Regions from separate parts of the Homo sapiens genome. Here region 2 is linked to region 1. Evidence: chromatin loops called from intact Hi-C (ENCODE). Cell type or tissue: psoas muscle. All regions are shown on one strand. Each heading gives the region's core, and the rest is flanking DNA. Links, peaks and the distances in the headings are about the cores only. Region 1 overlaps KIF13A (kinesin family member 13A). Region 2 overlaps NUP153 (nucleoporin 153).

The links. Hi-C counts contacts between places; a loop is a spot of excess contacts. Peaks named below come from ENCODE experiments on the same cell type or tissue, not always from the same donor. Only the 100,000 strongest peaks of a DNase experiment are listed, where the experiment ranks them.
Region 2: it touches region 1 in a loop (2.2-fold over the local background); 7 of 110 quality-filtered maps call a loop at or near these places.

The regions. Positions count from the first base shown.
Region 1 is chr6:17,770,168-17,780,429 of GRCh38, forward strand. It overlaps KIF13A (kinesin family member 13A), which reads right to left. Exons shown (of 39, transcript NM_022113.6): 32 at 9,425-9,517; 33 at 8,780-8,932; 34 at 7,110-7,187; 35 at 4,848-4,895; 36 at 3,311-3,416; 37 at 1,741-1,892; 38 at 947-1,051. Among named protein-coding and RNA genes, the nearest start is that of NUP153-AS1, 68 kb to the left of the region's middle. In psoas muscle, for the core only: no CTCF peak of the experiment used is centred there; no DNase peak of the experiment used is centred there.
Region 2 is chr6:17,659,075-17,669,336 of GRCh38, forward strand. NUP153 (nucleoporin 153) reads right to left here. Exons shown (of 22, transcript NM_005124.4): 7 at 10,219-10,262; 8 at 9,901-9,954; 9 at 6,165-6,311; 10 at 2,944-2,996; 11 at 2,579-2,705. Among named protein-coding and RNA genes, the nearest start is that of NUP153, 43 kb to the right of the region's middle. RefSeq lists a silencer at 6,064-6,358. In psoas muscle, for the core only: no CTCF peak of the experiment used is centred there; no DNase peak of the experiment used is centred there.

The sequences.
Region 1 (10,262 bases), core at 1,367-9,366:
TCTGACATGGTGTCGCTGGAAAATGAGACTCCCTACACTCTTCCCAATAGAGACGATGAGATGCAACATAAACATCAAGCAGTCTCCTGTCTCCCTGAGCTGGTTTTACTTTTTCAAAGCCTAGGAAGCCACAGGAGAGTGAAAGCTGAGACAAAAATTTAGAGAATTCTTTCCAGGCTTGAGAATAAACAGGATTTTTTTTTTTTTTTTTTTTTTTGTAAATTGAGGTATAATTTATAACCTAAGGTGCCTGGTATGCAGTGTTTTTAAAACTGTATCTCAAATTAATAATTTTAAAACCAAGTGCTAAGGAATGAGGTTTTGTGGGTAGAGTTTCAGCCTACCTGTGGCAAAATATATATAAGCCATCCTGAATGCAAGGCTGGCACCAAGGTATTGGAATATATTTTGCCAGCTAATTAACAAAGGCTACCCTAGACAGTGAGACGATGAAGGGTGATTATGATAGATTGTAGTGCAGCTCTAACTACAGAATTATCTTGGCAATAGCATCAGGCAACATAAAAAAGCTTCCAAACATATCCACAGCTAAATGCATTAAATGCATGATTACTTACTCCAAGTAAGTGCACTTCCTCTAGGTAGATTAACTTCAGAATCTAGGCAATATGTATAGGCACATTAGAAAGATTTTGGTATTAAAAAGATCTCTTTGTTACACTTTTTATAAAGGCCAGAAGCAATAAAAGTGCCTTTCTCCCTTTTTCTAAGCAAACTTAAGCAAAAAATAAATAAATAAATAAGATAAAATTGTAGGTCATGGCCACATCCATGCAAAATATCATTACCAATGGTCACATTTTTATTTTCTTTAAGACAAAGACCCAATACATGTCTTAATTTCTTCTAGCATTTGGATGATTGTCTGTGAAAGGGCCTTAAACCCACCACCAGGCAATATGACAGAAATGGTTCCGGAACTTACAATCTTCTTCTCACGTTTGCTATTGTGTTCTACTGGCATGCTGCTGCCATTGCTTCCTGAGGGTACAATGCAGCCAGGGTTATGTGCCTGAGGTGGAGGCATGCTCTGCAAAGGTTAAGACACACAGATGCATCACACACAAAGACGACAACGGCCAAAATACATATTAAGTACATGCAAGTTAGAAAAGCAATGCTAACACTCTTATTACATGTGAGTAATGCAGCAGCCAATTCTGCAGGCCAGAGTTAAACTACTGGAGAGATATGACAGGAATAAACAGATTCTGTGGCAAAAAGCATAATTAGTCTTATTTAAAAAACAGCCTTTTGACCAGGTACAACGGCTCATGCCTGCAATCCCAGTGCCTTGGGAGGCTGGGGCAAAAGAATCACTTGAGGCCAGGAGTTTCAGACCAGCCTGGGCAACACAGCAAGACCCTATCTCTATAAAAAACAAAATCAGAAATCCCCAAAAAGACAAAAAAGAAAAATAATTTTAAAAAAGGCCTTTAATCTTTTCAAAACACCTAGAAAACATCTTTCTCACTTGAAACATAAAAAAATACTTTGAAAAGCCATAAACACAAAGAAATAAAACCACAGCAGCAACAACAAACAAGAGATTCTACCATGACTCTGCATGCTTGAGAAAGAGGAATTCGAGAACGGGAACCATGGAGTGATGACCGTGCATGTCCACATGCAGCACTCAGCTTGTTAATGCACACTGCTGCTTCACAGGTGACACAACTCTGCTCTATTCTGCATAGTACAGACAAGTCAAGCATTTACCTCCTGGCTTAGAAGAGGCCTTGCTTCCAGGGCTATCCTTTTCTTATGCTCCTCTTTTACAGGCATTAGGGGCTTGAAAAACTTTGGTGGCTGAGGAGAGAATGCTTTAAAAGGGCTGACGGTTAAGGCATGAGGAGTCTCTGATGTACAACCTAGGGAAGATGAGAAGTTATGAGGTTACAGATGCTGAACACTTTAAGCAAAACATAGGAACTGAGACAATGACCCAGCCATGGGAATATCTGGGAGAACAATGAAATTCATAGGCTAATATTTGGCTAAGCATTAAAACAGATGTATGCCCACCCTGTGCAACATAGGGACACCAGTCTGTGAAAAAAAAAATAAACAGATAGCCAGGCATGGTGGTGTCTACTTGTTGTACTTGCTACTCAGGAGGCTGAGGCGAGAAGATCGCTTGAGCCCCAGGGGTTGAGGCTGCAGTGAGTTATAATGGTGCCACTGCACTCCAGCCCGGGCAAGAGAGAGAGAGGGAGACCCTGTCTAAAAACAAAACAAAAAAACCCCACAAACAACAAACAACAAACAAAAAAACCCCCAAAAAACCATGGAACAGATGTAGGCAAGAATAGACATAAATCTGTGATGTCACAAAGAGTTACTACAGTGCTAGTCTGTGTGAACAAAGTGAGATAGCAAATTTCTACACTCTTTTCAAGATCCAGCTTAAGCACCACTAACCAGACCAATTTCAGCTCACGCTGATTTTCCATTCCTCTGAATTCTCACAGCCCTTATTATCTGCATGTTCATTTTGGCACCTTATCATTTAACATCTCATTTTCTGTGTATCTTATTTCCATAGTTATAAGACAGAAAGTAGAGGCTCAATAAATATTCAATGAATTAATACTGTGTAAATTTTCTTGCGAGCCTCTTTTTTTCCCCCTCAGGCCACCCTGCTATATATGACTAAGGGAGGACAATTCTTCTTCCTTGCTTGTATCATTTCTTACCTTTTTGGCCTCTTTCCTCCCTTTCCAATTTGTTAGTATAATGGCGAATATACCTTATATTTTACCTACTAATATAAGGTATAAGGTAACAGAACCGATATATATGGCCAAAGAATACTGTTCCCATTAAGGCACTGGTAGACTGTATAATTTAGGTAATAATGTCACCATGAATCAAACTCATTTTGGGTATCGTTTTTGAAAACTGCTTTATGAATCAAAGTCATGTTCTTTTAAAAATTCCTTTGAGTACACAAATATGACAGAGCTGGATATTCTGGTAGAAAATAATAGGATTTGTATGTGTCTCAAAACTGGACTTGAAAGTCAGGAAATGATGACAAAAAATGATTCAGAAGTTCTAAAGTAATACACAAAAAGTCTATGATTATTTGGGTGATATGTTGGATACAAAACAAAAATAAATCAAATAAGTGAATGTTATATGTTACATTCAATAACAGTTTTGTATCATCTAGTTAACTAGAATATCAGCTTCATATCTTATTATATGCCATTAATGAAAGACATTTTTTCATACTTTTTCTAAGTAATTACAAAGAAATATCACTGCAAAATAATCTCACCACTACCTTCTTTATTCCTTCGAGGAGAATCCCTGGGTAAAGTTCCATAACATGCTACATCTTGGTAACTGGAGCTATAGTCAGACATGTCCAACTGGTTCTCTGGCCAACCCTACAAGGTAAAAATATGGGTTAACTGTAATTGAATCACTCCAAAATAAGAAATAAAGCCCAGGTTGGAGTTTCTTCTGTTTTTTTTTAATGGCAGCATATGCTCTTCTTTATTTTTATTATGATTTATTTCAAATATACAGAAAGGGCTGAATATCGTAAAAAATACTGTCATATCCAAGGTATACCCGGAGTGAATACATGTTAATATTTTATTATATTTGCTCAAGTTTAATAAAATTATTACAAATGTAGTGTGATCTTTTGGTCCCATTCATCTTCCTTCCTCCCCAGAGGTAGCTACTTTGAGCAATGTGGCATATACCCAGAGTGACTTGATAATTTAATGACCAAACTGAAACACTCTCAAAGGACAACTGTTCCATTAGTAATTCTGCCTGGGTAGAAGGCACAGCTGAGACTGTCCAAGGCAAATTTGGCAGTGTGGTTACTCTACCTATATTTGAGATTTAAAAGTTTCAAAGAGGCATAAAGTATTGGTATACAAAACAGAGAAAACGCTGGCATATCATACGAGCTTACTTAATCTTATGTCAACTTATCAGGAGTTGATTGCCTCTGAAGACTAAATTTTAAACTTCTTAAGGACATAAATCTGTGCTTATACCTTTTGGATCATCTAGTCTCTAGCATAGTAACTCATATATAATATGTATTCAAGAAATATTTGTTGAATAAGATCATGTTGCAATCTGTCCTTAATTTTAAATCCCCTCTTTTACCCATTGAAATAATTTTGATTATGCTATGGTGGATGTAACACCTTCTCCAATCATTTAGAGTTAAACCCATAAACACACAGATATCTATTCAATTATGTGTGGTACTGTCCTGGTATGGAACCTATCATGGTAAGTAACAATGTAATACTGAAAGTGCATAGCAATTGTCTGGGCATGGTGGCTCATGCCTGTAATCCAAACACTTTGGGAGGCCGAGGCGGATCGATCACCTGAGGTCAGAAGTTCGAGACCATCCTGGCCAACATGGCGAAACTCCATCTCTACTAAAAATACAAAATTAGCCAGGTGTGGTGGCAAATGACTATAATCCCAGCTACTCGGGAGGCTGAGGCAGGAGAATCGCTTGAACCTGGGAGGTGGAGGTTGCAGTGAGCCAAAATCATGCCACTGCACTCCAGCCTGGGTAACAAGAGTGAAACTCTGTCTCAAAAAAAAAAAAAAAGAAGTGCAAAGCAATATCACATCAAGTATTTGAACCTGGAAATGGAGTTGTGGAGAGAGTTATTTGCTTACAATTAAGATGGGAAGCCCAGAGATTTTTCTTTTTCTTTTTTTTTAAACTGACAGGATCAACCAGGTGAGGCCCAGAGATTTTAAAAACACCAAGATCCCACAACTTTCCAGACTAAGATTCTACTAAAAACCTAGCCATGCCCATAGGTGCATACCTTGTCATCTTCATCAAAGCCAGAAAGGTCCGGTCGGCTGGAAGAGACCTATAAGAGAAGAATGGTTTTAGCAATGTGGTTTATATATTTAATATAAGGGGTTTTTTTTATATAAAGAAACAGAATGTCACAGTTGAAGCCTGCAGTCTTCATTCTTCTCCTCCTCTTTCTTCCCTCTCCAGGAGTAGTGACTACTCTCAATTTGGGGTTTATCATTCCCATATAAGTTTTATATAATTGTATGTGTATATACTCATAACCAATAGTTAACATTATTTTGCATATTTTATGCTTCACATAAGTGGTATCTTACTATATATGGTCTTATTCAATAGTCTAGTCAAGTATTGATATGTGTACTATTTTTAGTATCATTTAATTCTAAATACAACCTGTATATTTATGAGAATCTCTAGAGTATATATCTAAGGGATGTAATCTCTGGGTTGTACAGGAGTATATTTTGACTGCTTTTCCATACAGGTTTTAGAATCAGCTTATCAAATCTTACAAAAAATTCTGTTGAGAATGATTAGCTTAAGGACATGCCAATTTTTTGATACTGTGAATTCTCATCAACGAGCATAGTAATAGTCATTATTTTAGTATAGTCCTTCTTTTTGGTGATAGCTGTATTCAGGTTTTCTATTTCTTCTTGATTCAGTTTTTACAGGACATTTCCATTTTATTTAAGCTTTTACATTTGTTGGCATAACATCAAGTTATGAGGTCTCGCTATGTTGCCCAGGCTGGTCTCAAATTCCTGGCCTCAAGCAATCCTCTCGCCTTGGCTTCCAAAAGACTTTACTTGATCAGATTGAGGTTGAAAAAAATATTTTTTTTTTTAGATTACTTCATAAGCAGTTTTTCTTCACTTTTTTTTTGAGACAGAGTTTCACTCTTGTTGCCCAGGCTGGAGTGCAATGGCGCAATCTCGGCGCACCGCAATCTCCTCCTGGGTTCAAGCGATTCTCCTGCCTCAGCCACCCGAGTAGCTGGGATTACAGGCACCTGCCACGATGCCCAGCTAATTTTGTATTTTTAGTAGAGACCGGGTTTCTCCATGTTGGTCAGGCTGGTCTTGAACTCCCAACCTCAGGTGATCTGCCCACCTCAGCCTCCCAAAGTGCTGGGATTATAAGCGTGAGCCACCGTGCCCGATCTTCTTTACTTTTTAAGCTAGATGTTTACCTAATTCTTTTTTACTCTACTTTTTAATATAAGAGCTATATATTTCCTAATAGTAGCCCTCACTCTCTCATTTTTTCTACTGTCTAGTATTCTGCTTTATACAGAATTATAGGGAATTTAGGGCTAATAATTTCTAGGTACCACTTTAGCTGCATTGCACAAACACTGATCTATGTATCATTTTTATTCTCATTTAGTTCTAAATACATCCTAATTTCCATCATAATTTCTTCTTTGAGAAATGAGTTCATGAAAAGCGTTTTTCAATTTACAACTATATGAGTCTCTCTTATCTATTTCTAATAAATGCATTGTGGTCAGAAGAAGTAATCTGTGTGATAATAATTACTGGGATTTGCTCTGTAGCCCACTGTAGGACAATTTTTGTAAGTGGCCACCATGTTTTAAATAATTTTCTGGCAATTCTAGAGAACAGGAAGGCAAATAAGCCTGTGTTTTTCCTTGGAAAGACCTTACTTCTACTCAGCTGCTTCTGGGAAGTGGCTGCTTAGAAGTGCTCCATGCACTAATCTGTCCTATCCCTCTGTGACAGTGTCCCCCCTGCTAGGATCAGTTTCTGTCAATTGGATTTTCTAGATTAACTGGTTGAGAAAAATAACGAAAATGGTCAAAGGAACAACTAGGGACTCCAAGAGTGCCTACATGCAGTGGCTGACTCCTTATCACACTGATGGTGGCAGACTCAGAGCCACCAGGGCAGCTAGAATGGGCACAAAAACTGACCCTGGAGCAGCCAGCGTCCAGGGACTCGGGTGCAAGTATTCATAGCTGACTCCACCATCTGTAACCAACTAAACTCAATTTATATCTTAAGGAACTTCTTTCAAGGAGATAACTTGCTGAACAGGAATTCATAAGATTGAACAAATGGCTCAGTCTTAGACAACTGTGCTGCCTGGTGTGTGTCCCTGGTACAGAGAAGCAGGCTACACTTTGGGATGCCCACACCAGTTCCATAAGCTCTACTGCCACTGTGTGAATCCCACCTTCCCCCACCCCAGAGGCTGCGACATGTCACATAGGAGCAGATCCTTGGCAGGATGCACTTACATTATGAACATTTGGTGTACTGAGGCTCCTCCGAATGTGCCGGGCTTTGGTGGAAAGTGCTTCTTTGACTGTGACGGCCTGTAAACATAATAATTTGAAAATAACACTTTTTTTTTTTTTCCCCAGAGACAGAGTCTCACTCTGTTGCCCAGGCTGGAGTGTAGTGATGCGATCTCTGCTCACTGCAACCTCTGCCTCCTGGGTTCAAGCAATTCTGCCTCAGTCTCCTGAGTAGCTGGGACTACAGGTGCACGCCACCACACTCGGCTAATTTTTTTTTGTATTTTAGTAGAGACGGGGTTTCACCATGTTGCCCAGGTTGGTCTTGAACTCCTGAGCTCAGGCAATCTGCCCACGTCGGCCTCCCAAAGTGTTAGGATTACAGGCGTGAGCCACCGCACCCGGCCATTACTTTATTTTTTATTCTAATTATAAAAGTAACATATGTTTATTTATAGATTTAAATATAGACTGCATCAGTTCTACATACATACACATTTATAAAACTGAAATATTATTTTACCCACTTATTATTATTTGTTTAGCAATTTATCAAAAATATTTTTTTTAAGATAAATAAAACTGCAGGGTGTGGTGGTTCATGTCTATAATCCCAGCACTCTGGGAGGCTGAGGCAGGTGGATCACAGACAGGAGTTCGAGACCAGCTGGCCAACATGGTAAAACCCTGTTTCTACTAAAAAATACAAAAATTAGCTGGGCATGGTGGTGGGTGCCTGTGGTTCCAGCTATCTGGGAGGCTGAGGCACTACAATTGCTTGAACCCAGGAGGCAGAGGTTGCAGTGAGCTGAGATTGTGCCACTGCACTCCAGCCTGAGCGACAGAGCAAGACTCTGTCTCAAAAATAAATAAACAAATAAATAAATAAAACCAGGAAAACAGCAGAATGGAAGACATTTATGTTGTGAAATTTTTATACAGGTGGACAGAGAAAATGTAGAAGAGGTACTTCTAACTATGTATCTCATTTGCAAAATGACAATGAAGTGTGATGCTGTTTGTATTTTACTCATGCAGCAATTCAGGTGGGATTTCCACTAAGGGAAGATTTTTCTGACAGATGCCAATTACATTCCTCCTATTAATCAACACCTCCCCCAATAATGTCAACTATTGCTCCTATGAAATGACATATCTTATCTTATAGTTGCATTACTTAGTGGATTATTTTCACTTGAATGACCTGTTGTCACCTCAAAAGTTAACTCAGGTCTAAAAATTAGGGAGATAGTAAGTCTGTGTTTAAGCATATGTGCTTTGGAGTCAAGCTACTTGGCTTTACATCCGACTTTGTACCACTTCCTAGCTGTGTAACCATGGGTGAGTTAGCTAACTTCTATCAGCCTCAATTTTCTCATTTGAAAATGGGGATTTCAACAGTACTTACCTCAGGGGGTTATCTTGAAGATTAAATGAAATAATATACCTAAATTACTCAGGCTCAGTGCTTGGCAAGTAGGGGTTATTCAATAAAAGTTAGTCATTATTTTTATTTTGGTTACTATTTTGCCAGAGTCCTTTCAATAGAGATGGCTCAAGTGCTCCTTCTCTGATAGATTTAGTGAGGTGTTTGGTAAGTAAATTCATATCTGTCCATTGGGGGTGAAGGCTGGTGCTTTCATCCTCGGTCCAGATATTCAGTTACTTGCCTGCCGGAGCCGTTCAAGACTCAGAATGTTTTCCACCTGCAGCACGCCTCGAGTGTACTTCTCAATGTACGTCTCCCCATCTGATGTGCCTTCGTTTTCACTCCTTGCTGCCAGGAGAGCCAGCGTTTCCCGGTCCTCTATCTCCTCAGTTGCCTACGAGGACAGGAAGGAAGTGACAATACTTTGATGTGAACAACGTTTTCATCCAAAGTGTGGTGAGAAAACGTTTTAGAAGTCTGGAGAATGAACACATTCTCCATTATTTAGATACTGATATTTTTTAAAGTAGCATATATATATATATATATATATTTTTTTTTTTTTTTTTTTTTTTTTTTTTTTGAGACAGAGTTTCGCTCTTGTTGCCCAGGCTGGAGTGCAATGGCGCGATCTCGGCTCACTGCAACCTCTGCCTCCCAGGTTCAAGCGATTCTCCTGCCTCAGCCTTCCTGAGTAGCTGGGATTACAGGCATGCGCCACCATGCCCAGCTAATTTTGTATGTTTAGTAGAGATAGGGTTTCTCCATGTTGGTCAGGCTGGTCTCGAACTCCCGACCTCAGGTGATCCACCCGCCTCGGCCTCTCAAAGTGCTGGGATTACAGGCATGAGCCACTGCGCCCGGCCTAAAGTAGCATATATTTTACCTTTGGTATATTGGATACTATTTCATAGGTTACACCACAGGAATAAAATATATTTTTCAGGGATATTCTCCTCTTCAAACTCTGCGTGAAACTCTAGTAGAAAAAAAAAAAAGCTGTATTAAGCTATGTGACAAATGTAAGTTATTTTGTATTTTTTTTTTTTTTTTTGAGATGGAGTCTCGCTGTCGCCCAGGCTGGAGGGCAGTGGCGCGATCTCGGCTCACTGCAGGCTCCGCCCCCTGGGGTTCACACCATTCTCTTGCCTCAGCCTCCCGAGTAGCTGGGACTACAGGCGCCTGCCACCTCACCTGGCTAACTTTTTTTTTTTGTATTTTTAGTAGAGACGGGGTTTCACCGTGTTAGCCAGGATGGTCTCGATCTCCTGACCTCGTGATCCGCCCGCCTTGGCCTCTCAAAGTGCTGGGACTACAGGCGTGAGCCACCGCGCCCAGCCAGTTATTTTGTATTTTACAAATTGTAGAAGCATTACAAGTTACTATGTTTTTGAAATGCAGAATACTCAGCATAACAGAAAAAACTGAAGCTAAGAATCCCTGTCTCCAACCCCAAGGGATACTAACGTCCAGCTGTTAGTTGGGAATTTGACTACAGAATCTGCAGCATGTTCAGGATTTCTGTGGTTGCTTCTCTCTCCCATCTGCTGCCTTCCTGTGATCTCTCCAGGGCTTAATCAGTCTTTCCTGAGATGGCTAGAACAACACTGGAGAGGATCAGTTTCACTGACAGCACCTCTGAGATGGGATCCGTCAAAGCAGTAGGATAGGGATTTGTTTGGAGTCTGCCTTTTGTCCTGGTTTTGTCACTCACTTGCTTGGAC
Region 2 (10,262 bases), core at 1,254-9,253, 110 kb before region 1:
CTGCACAACCAACGCTTCAAAAGTTGAAGGAATTGGGCTACAAAGTTTTGCCTCATCTGCCATATTCACCTGACCTCTCGCCAACTGACTATCACTTCTTCAAGCATCTCGAAAACTTTTTGCAGGGAAAACACTTCCGCAACAGCGGGATGCAGAAAATGCTTTCCAAGAGCTTGTCGAATCCCAAAGCACAGATTTTTGTGCTATAAGAATAAGCAAATTTATTTCTCGTTGGCAAAAATGTGTTGATTGTAGTGGTTCCTGTTTTGTTCAATAAAGATGTGTTTGAGCCTAGTTAAATAATGATTTAAAATTCATGGTCCAAAACCCCAATTACTTTTGTACCAACCTAATAAATTCCTTATTTACACAAGGTAAGACAGCCCATTTCTTTTGTTTTTGTTTTGTTTTGTTTTTGAGACAAAGTCTCGCTCTGTTGCCAGGCTGGAGTACACTGGTGCAATCTTGGCTCACTGCAACCTCCACCTCCAGGGTTCAAGTGATTCTCCTGCCTCAGCCTCCCGAGTAGCTGGGACTACACACATACGCTATCACACCCAGCTAATTTTTGTATTTTTAGTAAAGACGGGGTTTCATCATGTTGGCCAGGATGGTCTCGATCTCTTGACCTCGTGATCCGCCCGCCTTGGCCTCCCAAAGTGCTGGGATTACAGGCATGAGCCACCGTGCCCAGCCGCCAACCCGTTTCTTAAATATAATTAATAAAGAGCTTTAATGACAAAAGAAAATTGGTTTGCTACAAAACCTATAAAATTTATATACTGTTTGTATGATCAATGGCATTCAAGGTATTTCCTTTTCAGATAATGATATACAGTAATAGATTCCCTCCCTTCACAACACTCTAGTAGAGTGAGAAACAGAGACTAAAGGAAAGACAGAGCCTCCAGACCAGCAATAGAGCCAAGTCTACTAACATAATCCCAAAGCTCATTACAAGTCAATTTATATGGCAGAAAGTGAAAACTGCCAAGGAGGTCATAATTCTGGTGAGCTATAGTACTGCTAGCTAGGAAAAGCATAGTTAAAAGGAAGCAAGGCATCACACTCCAAACCTGCAGAGCAAAATACCAATAGGCATGAAGAAATCTAAGACATCCAACAACTTCAACCAAAACATGATTTTGTTTCTGTCAATATAAATAGGAAAAGCATGTTTAAAAAGCTAAAAATATACTCCTAAAACTCATTGGTCAATGAGGGAGTCACTGGTGAAATTTTAATTAGAAACAAATGACAAATACAAGGACTATGTATCAAAACTCAAATGGTTAAGCTAAGCTGAAATGCATTTATAATACAACTAAAATGAGACTTGCATTCAACTTAAAGTAGTTAGAAAAAAAGAGCAATATATAGACAGAAAGGTTAATGTAACCAATCTTAAATCTGTCCCTATCTTTTCCAAACATTTATGGTCAGAATATATAGAGAACTCTTTCTAATAATAAATTATATATACATATACATACATATTTCTTAATATACATATAAGAAATTATATATATATCCCTACAGGAAATAACCCCATAGGAAAAAAATGGATCAAGAGAAAACTCAAATGTCCAAAAAACACACAAAAGGATGCCCCAAGATCTATCTATTGTCATATGGTGGAAATGTTGAACTGCAAAACTATCTTGAAGAGAAAACATGGCAACATCTAATACAGCAGAAGATGTGGATCATCCCCTATAATCCAACAATTCCATTCCTAGATAAATACTCTAGAGAAAATACTGCACGTGTGCAGACAGAAAAGTGCATATTCACTTTAATGTGTATTAGAAATCTACCAAAATGTATCCTGATGGCAGAATGGATTACGGTAAATCTTCAAACTGGATAAATATATAAGCAGTGAAATTAAAAAACTTACAGTTACCTTTCACAATACAACATCAAAAAAGGAGAAACAGGCAAGCAAGAAGAAGACAGGCAGGGCACGGTGGCTCTCGCCTGTAATCCCAGCACTTTGCAAGGCCGAGGCAGGTGGATCACTTGACATCAGGAGTTCGACCCAGCCTGGCCAACATGGTGAAACCCCATCTCTACTAAAAATACAAAAATTATCCAGGTGTGGTGGCAAATGCCTATAGTCCCAGCTACTTGCGTGGCTGAGGCACAGGAATTGCTTGAACCCAGGAGGCAGAGGTTGCACTGAGCCGAGACTGCGCCACTGCACTCCAGCCTGAGCGACAGAGCAAGACTGTATCTTAAAAAAAGAAGAATACGTATAGTATTAATCCTATTTATGAACTTATTTACGTATGTTTTACAAACAGACAAAACTATACAGTAATACCAAGGGTCAAATAATTTCAATTGCAATTCCCTTATTTGAAAAAGTATGGGTAGTTTTGTTTTGTTCTATGATACCCATGAAATTTAAGGTACTAGATTAGGTTTTCAGCATGCATTTTGAAAGAACTGATTCAATAGCAGATTAATTTTGCTCTGGGTCTCTTCGAACCCCACCCCTACAGGTCTCCCCTTACCACCACCACACCAATGCTTTTTAAATAAACCTCAAGAGTATATGAGTATACAACCCTACCTCCTCCTCCAGAGGTTTAGAAGCAACAAAGCGTGTTCTTTCTCGTCTCATCTTGCCACCTCCACCACCTACTCCAGAAGATAAACCATTGGCTGCAGGCAAACTGAAATTTGGATATGAAAAGCCACTGGCAAATAAAAAGAAAATTAAAACAACTGATATATTATTGTGGTCCATAACTTGTTAACTAGAACTGCTAACAAGTAAAAAAAAAATATACAGCTGAACGTGATTCTAAAATCTTAGATTTCTTTATATAAAGTTTCTGTTCTTTGATTTTAATCTTCAAAAAGGTACATGTAAATTAAATACAGACCTTACAAGTTAAATATAAAGAAGTATAGCTGTATAAGAAATGACAGTACCTTTCTCGTTGTTCTCTATTTTGTCCGGGTGTCATATTTTTTTCATATCCAGTCTGCAGGGGAAATACACACATATTTACGTTTGCTTATTTGTTGTAATTTTCTTAGTACCACCTTGCTTCCTATTAATTTTAATATTTAGAATCAGGAATTTGATGGCTTTTTAGTTAATGAATCCTGAAATTTGAAATTACACCCTGCCTTCTGAATGGTAACCAAGAGTTACAGTGAGATTATATATATGAAAAATGTCAGTGAGCACAATCATTATTTTAATAAAATGGTAGTATACAGACAATACACTCACTAACCTAACCACAAAATTACTTTACTTATCCCTCTTTTTGTCCTGTTAATTGTGCAACCAAATATACAAAGCTATTCCTTTCGAAATAGCTCCCTACAACTTAAAGAATTAATACTTCCACTGAAAGGAATCAAGACTTCTTGGAAAAATGGCTGATTACAGGGCTGGGGCAGGAAATGCATGTGATGAGCCTGAATTATCTTATAATATCAAAAACCAATTAAGTGCTCAAAAAGATACAGGCAAGAATCATCAATAATGCTAACACTAGTGGCTGAAAAGAATATAATTGGGAAGTTTCCTTCCCACAAAATACTTATTCATTACGAAAGGTAAAATAGTAATTTTATAGTAGAGAATCCTCACAGACACCACTTTATGTAATAACCACACTGCCAGGAATGGGACAAACTGGTAGCCTGTGCCTTCTGAACAGTGAGAACAGCTCAGCACACTCCCTCAACGGTCTTCACTGCCAAAAGTAGGTAACTGAAATCTAATCATGAGGAAACATCAGACAATCATAAAACTGCAGAACATTCTACAAAATAACTGGCTTCTATACTTCAAAATTATCAATATTGTGAAACACAAAACAACAAGAACAAAAAACAAAAGGAACTGTTCTAGACTAAAGGAGATGAAGAGACATGACAACTAAATGCAAGACATGATGTTAGAATTTCTTCTTTTAGGCCAAGTGACAACATGTAAATAGAATCTGTAGATTACAGTGTTGTGCCAATGTTAAGTTTCTGGGTTTGACCACTGCTATGCATTATGTAAGGGAACTCCTTGTTAATAAGAACACAGAGAAAAAGATAGAGCAAATGTAGTAAAATGTGAAGTTCATGAAATTTTTCTTGCAAATCTGTAGAAGTCCAATATTATGCTAAAAAGAAAAAAATACACACACACACACACACACACACACACATATATATATATATATTTTGAGTCAGGGTCTTACTCTCTCACCCAAGCCAGAGTGCAGTGGTGCTATCACAGTTCACTTTAGCCTCGAACTCCTGGGCTCTCACGTGATCCTCCTACCGCAACCTCCTGCCTTGCTAGGATTACAGACACGCACCACCACATCTGGCTAATTTTTTTATTTCTTCTAGAGATAAGGTCTTGCTATGGTGCCTGGGCTAGTCTTGAATTCCTGGACTCAAGTGATCCTTCTGCCTGAGCCTCTCAAAGCACTGGGATTATAGGCATGAGCCACCATGATCACACTATGTTCAAAATATTTTTCAAAATTTTAATGTTAACTTAAAAGTATGGAGGGAGATAAAGCAAATATGACAAAATGTTAATGACTGGTGAATCAACATAAAGAAATACATGGCAAATCACTGTACTAATCTTTCTAAGTTTCAAGGTTTTCAATAAATTGAGTTGTTAGAAATGAGATAAAATATAACTAAAGGCATAAACAATAAGGTGTTAAGTAAACAAAATAAATACAAGTTAAATGACACAAAAAACCAGACAAACCCAGATTATGGGACATTTTATAAGACAACTGGCCTGGTCTCTTCAAAAACCTATGATCCAGCAATTCTATTTCTAGGTATAAACCCAAGAGAAATAAAAACATGTCCACACACACAAACACACAAAAAAACACTTATACATAAATGTTGACAGGAGCATTATTCATTACAGCCAAAAAGTAAAACCAACCCCAATGTCCTTCAAGTGATTAATGGATAAAACAAAATCTAGTATATCCATACAATGAAATATCTACAAAATCTAGTATTCCTTACAATGAAATATTATTCAGCCATAAAAAGGGAAAAAATGAAGTACTGATACATACTACGACGTGAATGAACCTTGAAAACACTATGCTAAGTGGCTACTGACGGGTATGGGTATGAGATTTTCAAAGGGTGGGAGAGATGGTAATACAAATGTTCTAAAATTTACCATTATGATGGCTTAACAGTTGAACAACTCACAGACACCACTTTATTTATAAAGTGTTTTCCAAACATGCTAAAACCACTGAATTGAAAACTTTAAATAGGAGAATTGTATGATATGTGAATTATCTCAAGAAACAGAAACCAATGTGGCCAGGGTGAGGGTTTGAGGTCTGGAAAAACAAAACCAAAAGCAGTATCTGAACCTTGCTCGAGTCCTGGTTCAAAAAAGCAATTATGAAAAACGTTTCAATATGGACTGGATATTAGATAATTTTAAGGAATTAGAATTAATTTTCTTAGATGGGATAATATAGGACAAAGTACTTAGGAGATGCATATCAAAGTACTTAGGGTTCAAAAGATAATGTCTGAAATTTACTTGCAGATAGTTCAACACCACCACATGAAAGAAACAGATAAAGCAAATCCGGCAAAATTATGTAACCTAAACAATGGGTACATGCTAGAGTTTACTAGTCAACACTAACTTAAGATCTGACCAAGGTAGTGGCCAGGCGCGGTGGCTCACATCTGTAATCCCAGCACTTTGGGAGGCCAAGGCAGGTGGGTCACTTGAGGTCAGGAGTTCGAGACCAGCCTGGCCAACATAGTGAAACCCTGTCTCTACTAAAAATACAAAAATTAGCTGGGTGAGGTGGCACATGCCTGTAGTCCCAGCTACTCGGGGGGCTGAAGCAGGAGAATCACTTGAACCCGGGAGGCAGAGGTTGCAGTGAGCTGAGACCATGCCATTGCACTCCACCCCTGGAGACAGAGTGAGACTCCGTCTCAAAAAAAAAAAAATTTGATCAAGGTGACAGCTATTTTAAAAGCATACCAATTCATAATCATCACTAATTCACAACCTTTATGTGTTATACAGTTGCTAGAATACAATGGTAGTTATATTTTACATTATTTAGTCTTACTTATTCTAATCAATATTCAAAGACTGGTAGAAATATACATATACTCACACTGCACTTGTTATCTATTCTTTGATTAGTCTTCCTGAATTCACCAGAAGGAGTCAGAGATGGTTTAAAATAAACACTTCGATTTGTTGCTATGGAAACTGGCTTTGGGGTCATAAGTCTCTGAACAGGAGGATATTGAGAATCCACCTTACAGGTAAAGAGAAATCAAAAACATTTATTTTCATATAAATCAATGATTCATATCTAAATTTTGACAATAGCTAACATGACCTAAAGACCATGAGTATTTCCCAGAGAAATATACAGTAGATACAAACAAATAAGAGGAAAAACTGATAATAATGGAACCTAAGGTATGTATTCATATACCTATGCACATAAATATACACACATATAATTCTAAAATGGCTTCACGGATACTCTATATTTCATTCCAGACTTAATGACTTTTCACACACATGCATGCATACAAAATGGAACTATATTCAAAACAGCACTACAGATCAAACCTTTTACAGTTTTTTGTTTTTTTTTTTTAAGAGACGGACTCCTGCTCTGTCACCCAGACCACAGCTCACTGTAGGTGAGACCTGGGTGATCCTCCCACCACAGCCTCCTGTGTACACAGGCGTGCGCCACCACACCCGGCTAATTTTTTTGGTTTTTTTTTGTAGAGACAGGGTCTCGCCATGTTGCTCAGGCTGGTCTCAAACTCCTGGGCTCAAGCAATCTGCCTGCCTCAACCTCCCAAAGTGCTGAGATTACAGACATGAGGCAACTCACCTGGCTTTTTTTTTTTTTTTTAAATGGAGACTAGGTCTTGCTGTGTTGCCCAGGCTGATCTCAAACTTCTGGGCTCAAGCAATCCTTCTGCCTCAGCCTCTCAAAGAGTGCTGGGATTACAGGCATGAGCCACTGCACCTGGCCCAGAGTGAATTTTAAATGCATGAACTAAAATGTACTTTTGTCACATTTTCCCTGAATTACTGTCCATATTTTTTGAGCTGCAAATAAGATATTTTAAAACTAGCTATGGGCCAGGCGTGGTGGCTCACACCTGTAATCCCAGCAATGTGGGAGGCCGAAGCAGGTGGATCATTTGAGGTCAGGAGTTTGAGACCAGCCTGGCCAACATGGTGAAAACGTCTCTACTAAAAATGTAAAAATTAGCCAGGCGTGGTGGCATGCGCCTGTAATCCCGGCTATTCAGGAGGCTGAGGCAGGAGAATCGTTTGAACCCGGAGGCAGAGCTTTCAATGGGCCGAGATTGTGCCACCGCACTCCAGCCTGGGAGACAGAGCAAGAGTCAGTCTCCCAAAACAAACAAAAAAACTAGCTATGAAAATATTTTAACTCCCAAAAATGTGACCGAATCCCTCTCCAAGTTATTTCCCCCATTGTTATTTAAATACCAAACCAAACCAAAAATCTTACAATGTAAGTCTAAATGGTAAATCACTGTTAAGACTTCCAAACTGTAAAATGAACTCAATTTATTATGTAAGTACACCAACTGTTTTGTTAACAGTCCTTTGCTAAACTGAAACATAGTAAAAATCCTGTTGGTATAAAACCACTATAAAGCCAGAAGCTTCTAACTCTGTCCAAAGACTGTAATCCTATGAATAAGGTCCTTTCATTCAGCAGCAGCTGTGAACAACATTGGTTTCCAGGGCAAAGCCTCTGTATGGTTACTAACTCTTCCCTAAAACCTCTTCGCAAATGTGACCTTACATACAACTCAATAAGAGAGTCTATTTTGTAGACTGTTCTGATAACATCTGTGAAACATGGGCTATGATACTGTATTCTGGCTTTTTATTTCTTAGCACCCATTAATAAACTTTTATGGATACGATACTCAACCATTAGTAAAACTGTTATTGATAAGAACTTACATTATGACATAATTTTAAAATTTCACCTCTTATTATAAAATAACCTGATATAAATGAGGGGTTGAGAAAAGCTAGTAGCTTAAATTAAGCCCATCATAGAAACTACTAATAGATTCCTTCTTGCCTAATTCCAAATGTCTAGGTAATTCCAAAAATTGAGAAGCAACACTCTTCCAATAAAAAGTTCAATATTAGCTTTCTTTGCATCAGAATTTCATTACAGATAATAATTTATCAATATCTTAGTCATTGCAATTAATTCATAAAATTATAATTTAAATAATTACTTTTGAGGAACTTGGTATTCCAAGAAATGTTTTCAAAAGAAAAATCCAAGCCAGGCACGGTGGCTCACGCCTGTAATCCCAGCACTTTGGGAGGCCGAGGCGGGCGGATCACGAGGTCAAGAGATCAAGGCTACCCTGGCTAATACGGTGAAACCCCATCTCTACTAAAAATACAAAAAATCGGCCAGGCATGGTGATAGGCGCCTGTAGTCCCAGCTACCTGCGAGGCTGAGGCAGGAGAATTGCTTGAGCCCTGGAGGTGGAGGTTGCAGTGAGCTGCGACTGTGCCACTGCACACTCCAGCCTGGGTGACAGAGCGAGACGCTGCCTCAAAAAGAAAAGAAAAAAAAGAAAAATCCAACAGTCTGCTTTCCCTGAAGGATGCTTAACCAGCTATAAATAAACTAACAAAAGATACCTCTTTAACCCAAACTATCAAACATTGTATTTTTTTCCCACAGTAACCGCCAAAGTTAATTTTAAGCAAATAGGATATATTAAAAGGGCAGCAAGATATAATGATCAACTTTATCAGTTCCACTATCTTGAAACAGTATTTTGTTTGGCTGATGAGAGATCTGCCTAATTGAAATTCTACTACACACAATAGATTTCACAAAATTTTGGTTAATGAGGAAAGTATACAAAGATGATGATGTGCAATGAGGACTTTAGTTTACTGAACTTTTTTTTTTTTTTTTTTTTTTTTGAGATAGAGTCTCACTTTGTCTCCCAGGCTGGAGTGCAGTGGCGCGGCCTCGGCTCACTGCACCCTCCGCCTCCCGGGTTCAAGTGATTCTCCTGCCTCAGCCTCCGGAGTAGCTGAGATTACAGGTGCGCACCGCCACACCTGGCTAATTTTTTTTTGTATTTTTAGTAGAGACAGGGTTTCACCATGTTGTCCAGGCTGGTTTTGAACTCCTGACCTCAAGTGATCCACTGGCCTGGGCCTCCCAAAGTGCTAGGATTACAGGCGTAAGCCACCGCACCTGGCCGATCACTCCTATTTTTATTTATCAAAAGGTAACAGTAAGCCATAAAGTCTGTCAAGATCCTCAAGATGGAAATGCTGAATAGCCCAAAAAAAAATTGGATGAGTATCTACTACATATACAATATTGTCCTGAGGACTGCAGAAGAGAGTAAAATGTCCAAGTAGAAGAATACTATTTTTCAGGGTCAGGCACAGTGGCTCACACCTTAGTCCCGGCACTTTGGGAGGCCACGGCAGGCAGATCACCTGAGCTCAGGAGTTTGAGACCAGTCTAGCCAAAACGGTGAAACCCTATCTCTACTAAAAATACAAAAATGAGCAGGGCATGATGGCACGTGCCTGTAATCTCAGTTACTAGGGAGGCTGGGGCACGAGAATCGCTTGAACCTGGGAGCCATAGGTCGCAGTGAGTCAAGATGGCACCACTGCACACCAGTCTGGATGACAGAGCGAGACTGAGACTCAAAAAAAAAAAGAATATTATTTTTCAAACATGTTCCCTAATGTCTAAACTAAATCCAATTTGTATACTTGTGAACTTTAAACACAACAAAATTGTAGACAGTTTAAATAACTAAATGCTAAAGAAGTTTTACCTTTTCTCTTTTGGCCTGAAAATCTGTGATATCTATCCCACTCCTATCAAGAGGCTGAAAAAAAAAAAAAACACTATTAGAATAGATGGGGAGTTATGAAAAATACCTTTTTTTTTTTTTTTGAGATGGAGTCTCACTCTGTCGCCCAGGCTGGAGTGCAGTGGCGCGATCTTGACTCACTGCAACCTCTGCCTCCCAAGTTCAAGTGATTCTCCTGCCTCAGCCTCCCAAGTAGCTGGGACTACAGGTGTGCACCACCACACCCGGCTAATTTTTGTATGAACAATATTTTGTAAAAAGGTTTAAATCTCAACTTACAGAATTCAGAGGAGAAGAAACAATGGATGGAATTCTTTTTGCAT